2 separate regions of the Homo sapiens genome follow, and region 2 is linked to region 1. A link is a contact called in ENCODE Hi-C or POLR2A ChIA-PET data. All regions are on one chromosome and are shown on one strand. Each heading gives the region's core, a stretch centred on a gene start or an enhancer-like site at or near the end of the contact. The rest is flanking DNA. Distances are from core to core; before and after follow the strand shown. Region 1 overlaps ARHGAP29-AS1 (ARHGAP29 antisense RNA 1). Region 2 overlaps ARHGAP29-AS1 (ARHGAP29 antisense RNA 1).

The links. A loop is a pair of places that touch in the nucleus more often than their neighbours do. ChIA-PET counts read pairs that join two places held with the same protein, here RNA polymerase II (POLR2A). Pooled maps may share reads with other maps.
Region 2: a map of PC-9 shows a loop between it and region 1 (5-fold over the local background). The contact joins two enhancer-like sites. A Hi-C loop is called at or near these places in 31 of 168 maps with a recorded cell type or tissue (ACHN, Caco-2, Calu3 and 16 more) and 16 of 50 pooled maps. POLR2A ChIA-PET finds 5 or more read pairs at or near these places in 11 of 52 experiments (BJ, HCT116, HEK293 and 8 more).

What each region holds. Positions count from the first base shown.
Region 1 is chr1:94,256,766-94,261,747 of GRCh38, reverse strand. All of the region lies in intron 2 of ARHGAP29-AS1 (ARHGAP29 antisense RNA 1), which reads right to left. It also overlaps a transcript of ARHGAP29 not described here. Among named protein-coding and RNA genes, the nearest start is that of ARHGAP29-AS1, 11 kb to the right of the region's middle. Within about 2 kb of position 2,592, at least 13 of the 41 ENCODE cell types and tissues checked have a DNase peak (open chromatin) inside an H3K27ac peak, as active enhancers do; they include HCT116, PC-3, PC-9 and 2 more, where a contact is called at or near this core.
Region 2 is chr1:94,297,265-94,302,246 of GRCh38, reverse strand. All of the region lies in intron 2 of ARHGAP29-AS1 (ARHGAP29 antisense RNA 1), which reads right to left. It also overlaps a transcript of ARHGAP29 not described here and the pseudogene GAPDHP29. Among named protein-coding and RNA genes, the nearest start is that of ARHGAP29-AS1, 52 kb to the right of the region's middle. Within about 2 kb of position 1,891, at least 9 of the 41 ENCODE cell types and tissues checked have a DNase peak (open chromatin) inside an H3K27ac peak, as active enhancers do; they include HCT116, PC-3, PC-9 and 2 more, where a contact is called at or near this core.

The DNA of each region.
Region 1 (4,982 bases), core at 1,343-3,842:
TTTCTTTGAGCAGTGTTTTGTAGTTCTCCTTGTAGAGAACTTTCACCTCCCTTGTTAGCTGTATTCTTAGGTATTTTATTATTTTTGTGGCAATTGTGAATGGAATTGCGTTCCTGATTTGGTTCTCAGCTTGACTGTTGTTGGCGAATAGAAATGCTAGTAATTTTTGTATGTTGATTTTGTATCCTGAGACAGCTGAAATTATTTATCAGCTTAAGGAGCGTTCAGGTCAAGACTATGGAGTTTTCTAGGCATAGGATCATTTCAAGACTCCAAATCTTAACCTTACTTCTAAACTACAAAATCGTCTTAATTTTGTTGAGATGTAGCTACACTTGACCTGCACGCATAACACAGTAAAGCCAAATGAGACCCAAACTTGTGATAGTAAACACAAATAAGTGTTTATTACTTCATTATGTTCAATTATGGAGATGAAATTACATTAAATGAGATCAGTGTTATAATAACCTATGTGCCTTGATTTATAAAGCATGTCTGAGCTTCTGCAGCAGGTGAACTGGAAAAGGGGAAGCTACAGAGCTGAGGTAAGAAGGTCTGGCCAAGCAATAGTAAGGGACTTTCCAAGTGTTGATGTCTAAGAGGAGAGTGTACATTCAGAATCTCTGGATAGTTTCCAAAAAGTCCAATCTGATGGAATTCGGTAGTGGAGATGGTGGTTTCATGGCCTGGTTTTTTAATGTTTCAAGAACAGAGACACATTTACCTTAGTTAATGGGGGTGCAGAATTAGGAAGGTGGCATTGCAGGGATACACAGGAGGTTGTAAGGAAGTCAGGAAACACTCAACAGCTGCACAGCTATGCCTCACAGAGACCAGAACATAATTTATAAGATAGAAGCTGCTTTAGAACACAATGCAGTTTGAGTTATCCTGTGGGCCCTCAGACACCAGCATCAGCTGCCTTAATGCTCTGCCACTTTTATGATGATGCAGCTGTTCTTGTCTCTGTTTGACTATTCCTGCCACTACCAGCCAACTTCCTTCATTTTTCTTTGTCTCATGGCCTCAGCTCACTAATGGCGCCTGCTATCACATGGTTTCTTTTTCTGTGTGTCTTTCCAATCTCTCTACCTACTACCAACAGCAAGTCCCCCATACCCCTACAAAGCATTCTATTTAAACTCTCCAAGACAGAAGGTCCTATTAGTGCTATTGATTATTCTTTCCTTCATTAAGTAAAGCTTCCTTGCCAGATTACTCCATAGAACACTGACAGGCCTACAGACGAGCTGCTCTTGGACCAGATACCCAAATTTGATTGAATCAGCTGAGGATGGGATATAGGAGCTTGTGACCAGCTTTCTTCAGAGTTGCTATGGGCATTCCAAAATTGAAAGTGTAAGAAATCCCTCTGCAATGCAGAGAGTCCATCAGATTTGAGGCAGGGCCCCTCTGGGGGTAAGAGAAAGGAAGGGATCTGTCTTTAGAGAAACGAAAGCTGGTTTGGTTGTCAGAATCGTAGTCTCAAAAGGGAAACTGAGCCAGAAGCCCCTCAGATAGACAGGGCAAACATGGCAGAAAATGGGAAAAGGCTACCATATAATGCACACTCGAATGTCCATGGCTCATCCCAGGCATAACAGATTTTAGGCTTGTGATGACGTGGCAAATGGTGGTAGACATTGGTAGATGGACTTCCTAAACACAAGCAAGTCTTGCTCAAGATTAGATCAGAACTAAGCCATTTTGAATCAACACATGGAATGCCTCTGGTCCTCTACAGAAACTCCGTAGAGACTTTTGCATTATGCAGGGAGGACACTTTTCCTCTCTGAAAAGTTCATTCTTCGGCCAACAGTGAGTCAGAAAATGCTCTCTGAACTTTTGACTTGGGAGCTTTGAAATTTAAACTTCCAACACAGATTCCTGTTCCATCTTGAAAGGGCATTTTAGTATTTAAATTTTTTTCTTTATCATGTGTATTAGTTTCCTGTGGCTGCTTTAACAAACTACCACAAACTTGCATCACTTAAAACAACAGAAATGGATTCTCTCACAGTTCTGGAGGCAAGGCAGGCCCATGCTGCCTCTGTAGTCCCTAGAGATGAATCCCTCGTTGCTTCTCCCTAGTTTCTGATGGTTGCCGGCAATCCTTGGTGTTCCTCGGCTTACAGGTACATTGCTCCAATTTCTACCTCTTCCTTTATACAGGTATCTTCCCCTTGTGTCTCTGTTTTCTCTTCTTGTACGGACAACAGTCACTGGATTAAGTCCCACCCTAATCCACTATGACCTCATTAGAACTAATTATATCTGCAAAGACCCTATTTCCAAACAAGCTTACATCCTAAAGTTCTGGGAAGACATGCATTTTATGGGGACATTATTTGATCCACTACAACATGTCCAATCTTTGGTCAAATTAATACTAGAACAAAAATTCTATGCTTTTCCTAGTCTCTGTTGGATGAGGTATATTCATTACTTGTATTTCTAAAATGGATACAGGTCACAGAGATGACTGGAATTGTGAAATCTCAAATCTTTGACCAGCTGCCCATCACTGGCAGAGTTCCAAGGAATCTAGGCAAAAGGGACAGACACCTAGTAAAAGAACACTCCTTATGACTACTTGGGAATTTGGCCCTAAACCCCACTGCCTGTCCCCACCCACCCTTGTTCTAGAGATTTGGGCTGAACCACTTGGCCTGTGTTCTACATACCTGAATGAAAGCAAGAAAATATCTTCTTGCAGACTCAGAGTCAAGACTTTATGATTTTCCATGGTGACAAGAGCTCAAAAATGACTCACCCAAATGAAAAACACCACAAGGGAAAGAAAAACTTGATCTCTCTACAGTGGGAAGCAGCAGACACAGAGGATAAAGATGTGGGTTTTTTGAGTCAAGTCTGACATGAGTTCAGATCCCTGGTTTTGCCACTTACTAGCTGGGTGAACTTGTTCATATTAATTAGTCTCTTTAAGTCTCAATTTCCTCGTTAGAGCAATGGAGATCATAATATCTTCCTTATAGGTGATTGTGAAGAGTAAATAAGATAATCTATGTAAGACCTTACTACATAGGAAGCGCTAGTTATAATCATTACTAAGGCCTTGAACAACTGGCCTAAACTGCCCCTATCAGGCCTGTTGTCTCCTGGACCCTTCCCTGATTACCACTGGAACTGCCTAAAGCAGAAGGCTTTCCCCTGTGGGAGCCCCCTAAGACCCTCTCTCAACAGCCCATGAGAGCTAAGGTCTCCAAAGAGGGAAGGCAAAGAACACTGTGGTATCAGCTAGAGTTTCTAACTTACAGATGACAGACTGGCAGCTCTCAGGCCAGATTCCACCTCTCATGATTTTTATTTGGCCTGGACAATTTTAAAAATTTGGAATTTATTGTCCACATTAAAAAATTCAGAAATGTTCTATAAAAATCCAAATTCCTGGCTTAAAAAATTGAGAGACCAGGTAATACTGAGCATAAGTTCTCCTATGACTAGAGGGCACATTTACTGTAATGTACAAATTGGCACACTTCTGAGAGTGAGAGAAGGGTCTATCAATAATTTTACCTGAACAATTAGTGTTAACTGAAACTGTCCAGGGCAAATTAGGAATGGTCATGTTACCCATGACTCCAGTGGTCTGGAGGTAAGTAGGAATGGATACTTCCTGCAGGAGGTCTTGTCTCTCTGTTTGTCTAGGGTTTTGAGTTTTGAGCTTCTATTTTAATACTTTGTCATATCATACCTAATACTTGGTCCTCCAACACCAGAATCCAACATCCCTGATCGGGGCTTCTATCATCATCTTCCTTCTCTAAGAAGGAAAAGGTATGGAGTGAGTTATCAAATCAGTGCATATGCTGGACTTCATTCAGGTGCTCTCAGGGGTTCTGATAAGATTTCCAATAGGGCACAGACTACCTATACAATGTTGGCAACACTCTGTCATCATCCAGTGCCTATTAACTAGTCCTTGCTGCTGTTATAGAGCATATATCATTAGGATAATGTCACATGTGTCATAGATACATTGGAAGCTTTTCTTCTCCTTCTCCTTCTTCTTCTTGAGACAGGATCTCCCTCTGTCACTCAGGTTAGAGTGCAGTGGAACAATCACAGCTCACTGCAAGCTTGACCTCCCAAGCCAAACAATCCTCCTACTTTAGCTTCCCAAGTAGCTGGGACCACAGGCATGTGCCACTATGCTCAGTTAATTTTTTTTTTACTTTTGTAGAGACAGGGTCTCCCTGTGTTGCCCAGGCTGGTCTCAAAATCCTGGGTTCAAGCAGTCCTCCCATTTTAGCCTCCCAAAGTGCTGAGATTACAGGCATGAGCTACTGTGCCCAGCCAAGATTCTTTTTTTTGTTGTTTTTTGAGACAAAGTCTCACCCTGTTGCCAGGCTGGAGTGTAGTGGCCTGATCTCGGCTCACTGCAACCTCCACCTCCAGGGTTCAAGTGATTCTCCTGCCTCAGCCTCCCGGGTAGCTGAGACTACAGGCGTGCACCACCACACCCAGCTAATTTTTGCATTTTTAGTAGAGACGGGGTTTCACAATGTTGGCCAGGATAATCTCCATCTCCTGCCCTCATGATTTGCCTGCCTCAGCCTCCCAAAGTGCTGGGATTACAGGTGTCAGCCACCATGCCCGGCCCAGCCAAGATTCTTGAAGTGTCTTCTGAATCATAAAAGGATTGGTTTGAGAGGATCATAAATCAATTCTTTGAAAATTCTTAATTTTCAAACAGCCTCCATCCAATGAATGAATTATGTTTTAAAAAGTTTGCTTCTAAGTCTAGCATAAAAAACCTGAAAAGTATATACCTATAGGAGCAATGTTACTTCCCTATCCCACACACAAACATACACGAAGTAAAATAAAAAGTAAACCATAGAATATATAAAGATTAGTACTGTTGGGCAGGCGCGGTGGCTCACGCCTGTAATCCCAGCACTTTGAGAGGCTGAGGCGGGCGGATCACGAGGTCAGGAGATCGAGACCATCCTGGC
Region 2 (4,982 bases), core at 642-3,141, 41 kb before region 1:
ATGGTGATGGGATTTCCATTTTCAGCCTTGATGGTGCAGTGGAACTTGCTGTGGGTGGAATCATACTGGAACCATGTGATTCCATGGTAGACCATGTAGTTGAGGTCATTGATGGTGATGATATCCACTTTGCCAGAGTTAAAAGCAGCCGTGGTGACCAGGTGCCCAGTATGGCCAAATCCATTTACTCTGGCCTTCACTTTCATCATGGTGTTTCAGGGACATAGCTGGTGCCTCACTAAAGACTGGGCCATCTGTTGATGGGAGGAGCTGAGAGGCTGAATTTCCTTCCTCTTTAAGGCTGAGTAATATTCTACTGAATATTTTACATCACTGTTTTATCATGAGAAAACTGGACTTAGAGGGGTTAACTTATCCAAAATTAGAGAGAGAGAGTAAGAGAAAGAGCTAGGATTTGGGCCAAAGCAATCTGATTCCACAGTGCAGCCTCATTTCCCTTGTATATCCTGATGCATGTAGGTTAAGGGCCTAGCACTGCACCTGGATCAGGATGGCTGTTGCAGAAAGGCATTCTATTGTTTTTGATTATCCAGCACCTCTTCCACAGCTTATCTGGGTAACACAACTCCTCTTTTCCTTGAGGAGCTCTGTCTATGACTGTACCCTCATCCCCCCTGGCCACCATACAAGGGGCAGAAAGCTGAACATATTGCCCAGGTCAAGAAATCAGAGCCTTCCTTCCCTCCCCATTGCAGTGACAGATTCAGGAACGGTCACATGGGTGCAATCAGAGTCCTTCCTGGTGCTATGAGGAGATTGTGAGTCAGGAGTTGTAGGTGTTCATTTTAAAAACTTAGCAGGGAGATGGCAAGAAAGGTGGAGTCCTGAGCAATATCTGAGCCGCTGGATCTAGACACGTCTGAAGCCAGTTGTCCCTATCAACTTCCCTACAACGTGATTCCCCGTTTTTGCTTTTAAGCTAATTGGAATTGCATGTCTGGAACTTGCAAGAGAAAGAAACTGACTAATTCACTAGATCAAAAGGCCCTCATGGGAATGAAAAGGAAAAAACTAACAAGAGGTATTGTGAAGCTGTGTGATGTGAAAAAGAGGAAAACATCGAGAGTCTTTCTGTGGTTCAGATACCTGGTAACCAAGAATACTGCTATTACTGAGAAGGTGGAAGAAGTTGCTACTTTGGGTAGAGTTAAACGAGAAAGTTTCTGGTACTCCCAGGAGTCCAGACTACTAGTTAGCTTCCAAAGGTAAAATGCCCAATGTCACTTATGTCTGCTAAGCACTTCATCCTCTTCAGAATCTCAAACTCGTTAGTGTGTCCAAGGTCTGATTGGGATAGGGCTTTTGGACTCTGATCTTTATCCCCAACCCTGCTCAGTAACCTGGTATGAATTCTCCTTCCAAATATAATTTATTCATTAATCTGCTCATTCATTAATTGAACACAGGCTTGCTGAGTGCTTATGTGTATAGAGGACCTATATGCCAGGTATTAAGCCTATATGCCATAGTACCTATATGCCAGGTATTATGCCAGGTGCTAAGAACACAGTGATGAGAAAATAAATATGGTCCCCTATCTTCAAGAAGTTTGTAATCTAGTGGAGAAATCAGACATAGGATGGATTATCACCCACATGAATATAATTAAAAATTGTATTACATTCTATGAAGATAATAGAGATTAGTAAGAGGTATATGGGGGGATCTAATTCAGGCGGAGGAGAGTAGGATGATTAAGGGATAGCTTCTCTGGGAAAATAACATTCAAGCTAAGGTCAGGTCAGATGAGGTCAGCACTAAAATGAAAAAGAAAGGTGGAAACCAGAGGTGTTATTCTCACCCAACCATAAGAAACAAGTGATTCACCCACCAGGAATGTGAGACGGAGAGGCTTGAAACTGGTTTCTTTAAAGTGGAGCTACTTAGGGCTCTTAGAGCAGGGACTGGCAAATCAATTAAGTATTGTAGGAACCTCACTGCCTGTTGCCCAGTCACCTCTCTGTGACTCTGCTCATGTATTCATCCATTCACTCATGCATTCAAGAAATAGTTAAGGAATATCCACAAGTGAAGGGCATTGTACTAAATGATGAGGCTTCAGGAGAAGCAAGACAGCCTCCAGCCCAGCTCTCAGCAAGAAGGAAGAAGTACAGGTGGGCCCGCCTTCAGACAGCTCCAAGAGATGCCTAAGCCTTTCCCTTAGGGAATCTGCTGCACACTGGCATATGTGCATGTTTCATAAGACTTCTATCTCTGGGCCCCAATGCCTAACAGACTGGTACACTTTTTTTCTTTCATAATTCACAGAGTTAAATCTAGTTCTCCCAGTAGAGGCAAAGGTCCTCTCTACACATAAAGCTAAGAAAGAGATCACATGTGACAACATGGCAGGCTGACACCAAACACAGCGTGGCTGCCCAGTCCCTCCAGATAAACATAAGGAAAGGTCATCCAAACACAGGAAGACAGCCGCCCCCTTCCCTTTTCCTTTACCCCCTCCCCTTCCTCCCTCTGGCTCCCTTATCCCCAGAGGGTGGACCCAGCCTTTCCCAAAGTTTATTCTAAGAGCTCCAGGCTCCCACAGTGGAACGTGCTGTGGACATGGGAATACAACAGCCTAGCCAACAGGGAGAACCAAAAATATAAACTGAGATATTTAATAGATTTCTGTTCCCCCCCACCACCGAAAAAATTGTGGCAGAAATGTCTGGTACTACTGTTTTTACTGTCCTTGATATGTCAGCCCTTCCTAGAAGGTGGTCTTCTAAAGTTTATCGCATTTGTCAGCAAACACTTTGCAGAGAAAAGTTAAGCTCTTTCTTAGGATTTCTGTGCCACTCACATAATCCACTAAACAAATGCAATAAATTTTAGGGAACAAATTCCAAAAAGCCTTGTATTTCAAATGCCAGCGATGAGTTTAACAAGAGTACAAGTAACACTAAAACTGAAGGAAAAAAATTAGAAGGCTGAATTTCCTCTAAATTCAAGATTGGAATTTTGTAAATAATCAGGAATCCCAGAGTCCATAAATAGAAAGTCATTTTATCTTTTACTGACATACTGATCAAAACAGTGGTGAGAACATAAGCTTTGGATTTTACTTGCCACTTAGGAGAAAACAACATTAATACTGCAGGATTATGTACCTCGATGATTATAAACCAGCATTTGTGATGAAATGTGCAGTACTAATTTCAAAACAGACCCAGTGTTTGAAAGCAAAGCATAATGGTGACCTTTCTCATTAGCTGTTGCTCAAACAAAGATATGTTCCAGCAATATCCGATGCTTCCTTCCTGCCAGGGCCTCCACCCAATGCAATTTAAAACACTTGTGTTCTATCCAAACTAGAGCTGAGAATGTGGTGTTGTAGCTGAGCTTCAGTAGCATTGTGTTTATAGTTTATTATTACTTTCTAAGTTTTTTAATGTTTTGTTTTCATAAATTTATTGTCATGAGTTGGGTTTGCAAGATTAAGCATGTGAAACCATGTAAATGAACTCGTTATATATATATTTACTCTTCTACTTTTCCATCTTTCTATTTTTGTGACAAATAGCATTATAGGTCCTTAACCATAAGAACAGAAATGTATCTCATTTCTCTTTGGTGTTTTAATGAATATATTGCAGGCAAAAACAAAACCAAAAACAACTTTTAAGGATCACACCTATCTTGTTTTGTGTAAAATGCTATAAACCCAAACCTAAGGAAAGAATCTGAGAAACCAAAAGAGAGAAATTGAGAGACCACTTGAATACAGGTAATCCTCACGTCTCTAATGTCTAATGCTCTTGCAATCGTTAAAAGTTGAAAATAGTCAAAGCCAAGGCAATTTCCCATGGAACAATAAATAATGAAGAATTTAGATGCTGAACAAAGACCCAATGCTCAATCTCTATAGAAAGACCGTAAACACTTAGTACAGCTATAAATTATGTAGACCATTTATATTTTCTATAATGGGTACAATATTGTAATAGAAAAAAATTAAATGCACGTTACTTAAAATAATTTTGCCTCTTTATACTTCTGCAGTATAAAACTTTCTAAAGTATACGTACATAAGTTAGAAAGAGCTACATACTAATCAATCCCATGAAAGTGTATTCAGGATGGTACACTGTCACAATCTACAAGAACGACAAGTATTTAGAGTATCAATATTTGCCGCTGAATATTATTTCATTTAACTCTAAAAATAAGCAAGCAAAATTCTTTTTATCATTACCATTTTGAAAATGGCATCTCAGAGAAAATCGATAGCTTTCTCAGAAGGAGCTTTATTGGCTCATGGAACTGCAGTTTGGAGGTAGTGCTGCCCCAGCTGGCTGGTTTTAGAGGTTCACTATGTTATTTGGGCTCCAAGTTCAGCACCTCTAATGTTCTCTCAGCTCTGCCCTTTTCTGTGTGGTCATCACATCCTTAGGCCAGCTCCCCTCATTGCTGCAGCCGTTCCAGGCCTCCTATGCTCATACCACACACAACTCAGAGGAAGAGGGAGTCCCAGCATTCCCAACAAGAACCCCCAAGTTCCTGATGAAACACTCTATGTCATGTGCCCAGCTCTGACCAGTCAGTTATTGAGACAAAGGAGATGGGTGACTGACGAGCGTAACTCCCTCTGGAACTATCTGCCCTTCTTTAGCAATGTTGCTAAGAATGGAAGATCCCCTTTGTCCCCAAAGAAAATCTGGGCACTACTAAGAAAAAAGAAAGGGGAATGGGTAGTAGAACAGCAATAAGTGACTGCCTACTTCAGGACTTCATAGGAGTTATGAGAATCAGATAACATTATGGATAGAAAGCAGTTTGCATAGTGCCCAGCTCACATAAGTGCTCAAGAAGTGTTAGCTGTTGTCCTTGGAAGCATCACTAGAATGCTGCTTTTTAACGCTCATTAGCCATTACATAAAATATTAAGAATTGAATAATATGTGTGACAAAAAGTACTGAGACTTTTAAAGAACTAATTGGAACATGTACATACCACGAGT